Linked DNA regions of Homo sapiens: region 2 is linked to region 1. The links are chromatin contacts, found by Hi-C or POLR2A ChIA-PET in ENCODE. All regions are on one chromosome and are shown on one strand. The core of a region is the stretch at or near the end of the contact, and the rest is flanking DNA. Distances in the headings are between cores, read along the strand shown. Region 1 has its middle 57 kb from the start of LINC01852. Region 2 has its middle 79 kb from the start of FAM98B.

Region 1 (3,047 bases), core at 318-2,817:
ACTGATTACTTTGATCAACAACTATAATATCCACAATATATTGGGGTCCCACCTCAAAACATTACTGCTCTAGCCCAAATTTTGGTAAGAGGGCATTTTGTTGTAAAAATAAGTAAATATGCTTAAAATGGGGGAAAACAAGCACATGTTAATATTTCTTCATTTGTCATGAAAATAAACCATAATAAACTTCCTGAATTTATCATACAAAATTCCAAGGATTTATCTGAAGAAACTAAAATTGAGGAAGGTATGTATCTTTTTGCCTTAATCATTTCCTAAGAAGTTACTAAACCTGAGGTCATTATTATTTATACAGGAAGAGAATCTCTTATACTTCTGGAAAATTTCAAAACATGGCCAACATGTTTTCTGATCATCACCACTTCCTGTGGTGGGGTTTAAAAACCATGCCAACTTTCATAACTGCTGAGATTTACAGAGTAAAGTCTCATTTGATAATCTTGCAAAATGGATAGGCAGAATTTCTCTTCCTTTTCTAAATGCCACATATGCCAGCTTTGCAGAGAGTTAAAAAAAAAAATTCCAACCAGCTCCAAGCCGGCTTCACGCAGGAGTACACACTATTCCTCAGCTCTGTCTCCAGCGTAGCCTGGGAAATCCCTCTTGCCTCATGATGTCTCCTAGATCTAGTTATTCCAGCCTGGAATCCCTCATACTAAAGGAAGAAAGGGTTTTCACTCCAGTCTCCTAGGTTCTGGCTAGTATCTCTGGTATCTAAATAATAAAAAATAGGAAAGAATTAATTCAAAAAATAAAATGTTCATTTGTCTAAAATAACAAAGGACTAAGATATAATTTCAAATGATTGTGAATAACTTTCTCAGAATTAGCCATTTTCAAAGATTTTGTAAATAAAATAAAATAACACATGGTACTAAAATCATGCTTGAACATAACTTGATTTTTCAAAGATGTGTGCTCTGCTTTATGATCGTCTCCAGAAAGAGCAGTCCTGGTTTAATAGGATCAGAATGTGTAGCCTATGGAGCCAGAATTAAATGGTTCAAAGCGTCCTTCCAAAGTTGCTTTTTAAATAAATCCTTGCTTATTTGTTTATTTTTAGCTTGCCATTTGTCACAAGTTGAGGGGGAAAACAAATTCCACTTATTTAAGATTTTTATTTTTTTCTGATTTTGTTTACATTGCTCATCCTGGCCTTTAAAAAATATCTTTTAAATTTTATCTGGCTCATTTTGACCTATTTATATCATGTGCTTATCCCCCATTTATAGCTGTGTTAATAGGCATAGACAAGCCAGTAGTATCTCCTTTGTAAAATAGCAAAAATAACTGCTTTTTTTTTTAGTCCAACCAGCTCACACTATTAGACATATAGAGCACATTTGAGTCAAAGTCCTCTTCCTCAGAAACCCTGTTGTTACCATGGGAAAACTGTAAAAATGCTCAAATGTGGGCATGTTATAATTAGAACCAAACGTGGGCTTTATGGGACCTGTCATGATGTTTCTAGGAAGCTAGTTCTGCGTTGGCTTCATAAGACATCCTTTTCCTACAGTCATGACTCACTCCTCCTTCTCCTCACTCACCCCCACTTGTTCTGGGGTGGAAGAATGCCCAAATGCTCCAGAGACAGATGCGTAGGCGGATGTCCAGTCCACTAACGAGAACACACTTCTAGGCATTGTGGAAGTGGGACAAAGGGTTTTGCTGGGCATATTCAGAGCCAACAATGTGATGGTTATATGTTTATCACACATGGAGAGACTCATTTCTTTGGCAACCAACCCTAGCCTACTCACTAATCCACCCAACCCCTCCCATCCCTCCCTCCTTTCTTCCTTTCAGGAAAGCGTGTGCAAGTTCTCCGCAAAATGATGAATCTCTGCTCCTCAGGGGAATGTACGAATCAGAAAAGCTTTTAAAAAGGAAAGAGGAACCAAAGCCTTTGCATAAGTAGGCCAGCTGCAGAGCCTTAAGAGAGAAGGGAGGGGAGAAATCTCCTTGCGGCCATGGCCCCAAACCTCCCGGCTGCCACTTGTCTCCATTGTCTTCCCACAACCCCAAACAAGTCAGCCCACACCTCCGTGACTGCACCCGCTGTCATTTTCAGGAAAAGAGATTTTCTGAGCCCATCTTGGCATTTCTGTGAAATCACAGAAATAATTCATTGAATCACAGAACTGAAAGAGATGATCTAATCACTTTTATTTTTAAGATGATGAGAATGCCACCAGGGGAGTTTCACTGACCTGTCCATGCTCGCACAGATCTGGAAACACAGAGCCAGAACTAGAGTCCGGATCTCCTTGTCCTACTCTTTCGTCTTTCTCACATGGGCTTGTAAAAGCAAATCGTTCTGTAGATACACTCTTTTCGCCTCAGTTCCCTGGCTAGGTTTCCTTTAAAGCTTGCTTCTTCTTCGCCTGGTGTGACGTATAACGGGCATACAGATGAGCTGAGGCTGATTATAAAGACTCATCTGTAGTAACTGTTAAAAATGGAGATTCCCAGGCCTTTCCCTGGGAGATTCTGGAATAAGGCTAAGGAATTGTTTAACCAGTTTCCTGCATGTGTTTTATGATAAAGCCAGTTGAGGGAATAATGTAGTAGAGGGACGCTGGAAAAAAAAAAAAAAAAAAAAGTATGTTTGACAGGCAGCGTGTCCCAATAAGAATAGAACAAGGGCATGGAGAGGACCAGGAATTTTGCCTTCTAGCTGCTTTTTCAGTGGGTTAACCACTAGACCACACTTCCTCTCTAGGAGAGGCAAGGGATTAAAATCAAAGGTTTGCCACTGATTCATGCTGCCTGCTAATGCTGCTTATTGCGCCATGCTGTGACCCTAAGCTCTCTGGCTTGGAAACAGATGTGGGGAGTGAGAGGCCTGAGGTACTGGGGGATGGAGGAGGCGGGGGAAGGCAGACGGCCAGGGAAAGAACTTCCTCTGCTGCAAAATTTCAGGCAGGAGTGGAAGTCAGTCTAAATTGTTACCATGCAGATCTGGAATCATTTTTGCAATCTCCTGGCTCCAATTCCAGGTTTGTGCATTCTGCAACAAGAAC
Region 2 (3,047 bases), core at 318-2,817, 250 kb after region 1:
TTGTTGAATGGGTGACCGAGGCAGAAGGAATCTTGAGGGTGAGGGATACGATTTAAGTTTAGGGCAAATTCTGTTTAGGGTCACTGTCACTTCTTACTTCCAGCATTTTTCTGTAGAACAAATCAGATTAAAATAAACATGAAAGGCAAACTCGAAGGATAAAGGAATCACAAAAATTCATTCTGAAGACTACTATGGCCTTAGGAGTTTTGAGGTTGATTTTATGTATGTAAAGCTCAGTTGGTTGGCTGGTTGGCTGGTTGGCTGGTTGGCTGGTTGGTTGGTTGGCTGGTTGGTTGGTTGGCTGGTTGGTTGGTTGGTTGGCTGGTTGGCTGGTTGGCTGGTTGGCTGGTTGGTTGGTTGGTTGGTTGGTTGGTTGGTTGGTTGATTTATTTGGCCACCACCCATTATCTCTTCCTCTCCCTTTAGCAGTCTTCTTATTCTCAGATTTAATAACCATTAAATTCCACACAGTCACCCCATTTGCACACCTTGAAAGAACTGCCCTGGGTCCTTGCCAGGGTGGGCATTTCTGATTCACCTACTCATTTAAACCCTTTGGTTCTCTCTATCAGAGTTCTGGGTGCAACTTTCTGAGAGAAGGCAGTTCAGGGGAATGCCTAGTGATGATCAGATCCCACCCAGGAGGAGCAGAGGTGAGGGGACTGAGCCTTTTCCATCTTTTAATGCCCACAGCTCATTGTGTTGAGCCATATGCCATGTGCTGATTGATGAGGACTGCTTTTTAGGAGAACTGGCTTATCATATTAGCACCATGGGGACATGCTGAGCAACCTTAGGTGAGTCTTAAAATTTCCATTTATGTCTTTCAAAACTGTATATGAAAATAACATAGTAACCATCAGAGATTGTGAGTATTAATTGGATTCATACTTGTTTTATTTGAGTCTAATCCTGGCTCTGCCTCTAGCTAGTTCTTTGGACTTCAGCAAAATAAGTGGTTTGGAAGAAAGTGAGTGCTAATGTTCCCTTAAACCTTTGAGAGTCTAAGAGTCATAATGAATTTAGCAGCTGCAGGATTTTGATGACATGCCCAGAAATACACATCACAATTGGATCAAGATTGTGAATGCACTGATCTTTAAATAAGGATGGATGGGGGATCTGATGAAATTTTGGTGAGCATAAAATAAAATGCTAGATGTGAACAAGCTTTGAAAATGTTTATGCACTTTATGCAAAGTTCTGCTCATTATTGAAGAGTAAAACACCACATTCGGTAACTTCCTATCATCTTAACAAAATTGATGATTATTTTGTACCCATCGTAGCCAAAGGGAGAAATAGCTAAAAACAGGTTCTATTGAGAGATACTACAAAAATGTAATGTTCCTCACATTATTCATAGTCTCCCACTCCTTCATTGCTCCATAAATCAGTGATTAACCTCACCCTCTGACCAGTCTACAAGCTGCAAACCCAGAGTCCTCCCGGACACACCCTCTCCTGCACTCCCATTCCTGGACCACTGCTCAGCACCTCCCCCTTAGTCCAAGCTGCTGTCAGCTCTTGCCTGGACTTCTGCTTAATGCCCCAGCCCACTTCCCTCAGTCCTTTCTCCATACTTCAAATCTATTTTGATCTCTTTCGAGGCTCTACATTGGCCTTAGGGCAAAAGCACAACCACTTAGCACTACTGGGTGGACTCCACAGTCTCATCGGCCTTCAGAGCTCTGGCCACACTGGCCTTCTTTCAGTCTTTCCGTTCATGCTTTCTCCTGCTGCAGGGCCTTCCTTCATGCAATTTCCAAGCCTGACAGCTCCCTTAGCATCTCCCCTCCTAACTAAATCCTACTCATCTTTCAAGCAGTCCCAGCATCATTTCCTCAGGAAAGCTTTTTCCTGGACTTCCTGTCAGGTTATGACCTCTCACAACTCTATGTATGTACCTAACATTTATTTGTGTGATAAATAAATTAAAAACTATAATTTTCATGAGACCAGGCACCATGTTTATTTTTCTTTATCATTTCAATCTCTGACACCTAACAGAGTAGGATATATATATATATACACACAAACACACACGTATATATACACATATATTTTTTAAAAGAATGAATACCGTTAAGCATTGTTCTTTTCTCTAGTCCTCCCTTGATTCACAAGTGCCTTAGGACCAGAATACCCCAAGTTCTCAGATCTATTTTCCTCAGTGGAAATAACCTACAGAGACAGTGAAATCATTTGATAGCTAGAATTATAGGAAAGTCAGAGTGCAGAGTGAATACTGAGAGGGAAAATGAGAAGTGTTGATGATTAGTGATATGCATCTGCTTCCCCAGTGCCTAGGACTGGTTCTGCATCTTGGTTTATCTGATTAGAAATCCTTCTTGGAAAAAGGGCATTCTCCCACTGGTCCCTAAGCTATAAGGGCCCTTCCAGTCCTGAAAACTGAAAGGAAGAAAATTCACACAGCCATGGAATAATTAAAATAATTATCTGAGGGTGACCAGAAAAATCACGGGCCTCTCTAAATTTCACCCACGTGAGTAAGGCAAAATTAGCCCACTAAAATTGCAAGACAGGGATTACAGCTGATTTTTGTTGTGCCCTTAAGTTCTGAATAAGTCCTGCATATTCAATGAAATTGTTACATTTGTGCATGGTATTTCTTATCCTTACATCTCTGCTCAAAAGATACTCCTATTTAATCTCTTAGCTTCATTCAGGACCTGGACCAACCTTCTACCCTTTTTCTTTGAGCTCTAGGAATTCCACTTACTGGTTTTACTTCAAACTCACCGGCTGTTTTCAGATGCCTTTACTACCTCCTCCTTCTCTACTAAACTGCTAAATTATGGCCCATGGCTCAGGTCTCGGCCCTTTTATCTTCTCAGGGTGATTTCATTTGGAAACATGGCTTTAATTATCGTTTATTAACTGAATAGCTTCCAAATTTATATGTCTAATTTTGACTTCTCCCTTGACTCCCAGACTTGCATAACCAAAAGGAAAAAAAAAAGCCTTCTTAACATCTCCCCTTGGGTGTGATGCTGGATATTTTCCATTTTCCCTTCCAGGTC

Evidence for each region. Hi-C counts contacts between places; a loop is a spot of excess contacts on that map. ChIA-PET counts read pairs that join two places held with the same protein, here RNA polymerase II (POLR2A). Pooled maps may share reads with other maps.
Region 2: a loop to region 1 is called in a map of cardiac septum, with 2.0 times the contacts of the local background. The contact joins two enhancer-like sites. A Hi-C loop is called at or near these places in 1 of 168 maps with a recorded cell type or tissue (cardiac septum) and 1 of 50 pooled maps. POLR2A ChIA-PET finds 5 or more read pairs at or near these places in 1 of 52 experiments (BJ).

The regions. Positions count from the first base shown.
Region 1 is chr15:38,128,109-38,131,155 of GRCh38, forward strand. No RefSeq gene overlaps it. Among named protein-coding and RNA genes, the nearest start is that of LINC01852, 57 kb to the left of the region's middle. RefSeq lists enhancers at 1,904-1,953, 2,084-2,213. Within about 2 kb of position 1,568, at least 29 of the 41 ENCODE cell types and tissues checked have a DNase peak (open chromatin) inside an H3K27ac peak, as active enhancers do.
Region 2 is chr15:38,373,209-38,376,255 of GRCh38, forward strand. No RefSeq gene overlaps it. Among named protein-coding and RNA genes, the nearest start is that of FAM98B, 79 kb to the right of the region's middle. Within about 2 kb of position 1,568, at least 3 of the 41 ENCODE cell types and tissues checked have a DNase peak (open chromatin) inside an H3K27ac peak, as active enhancers do.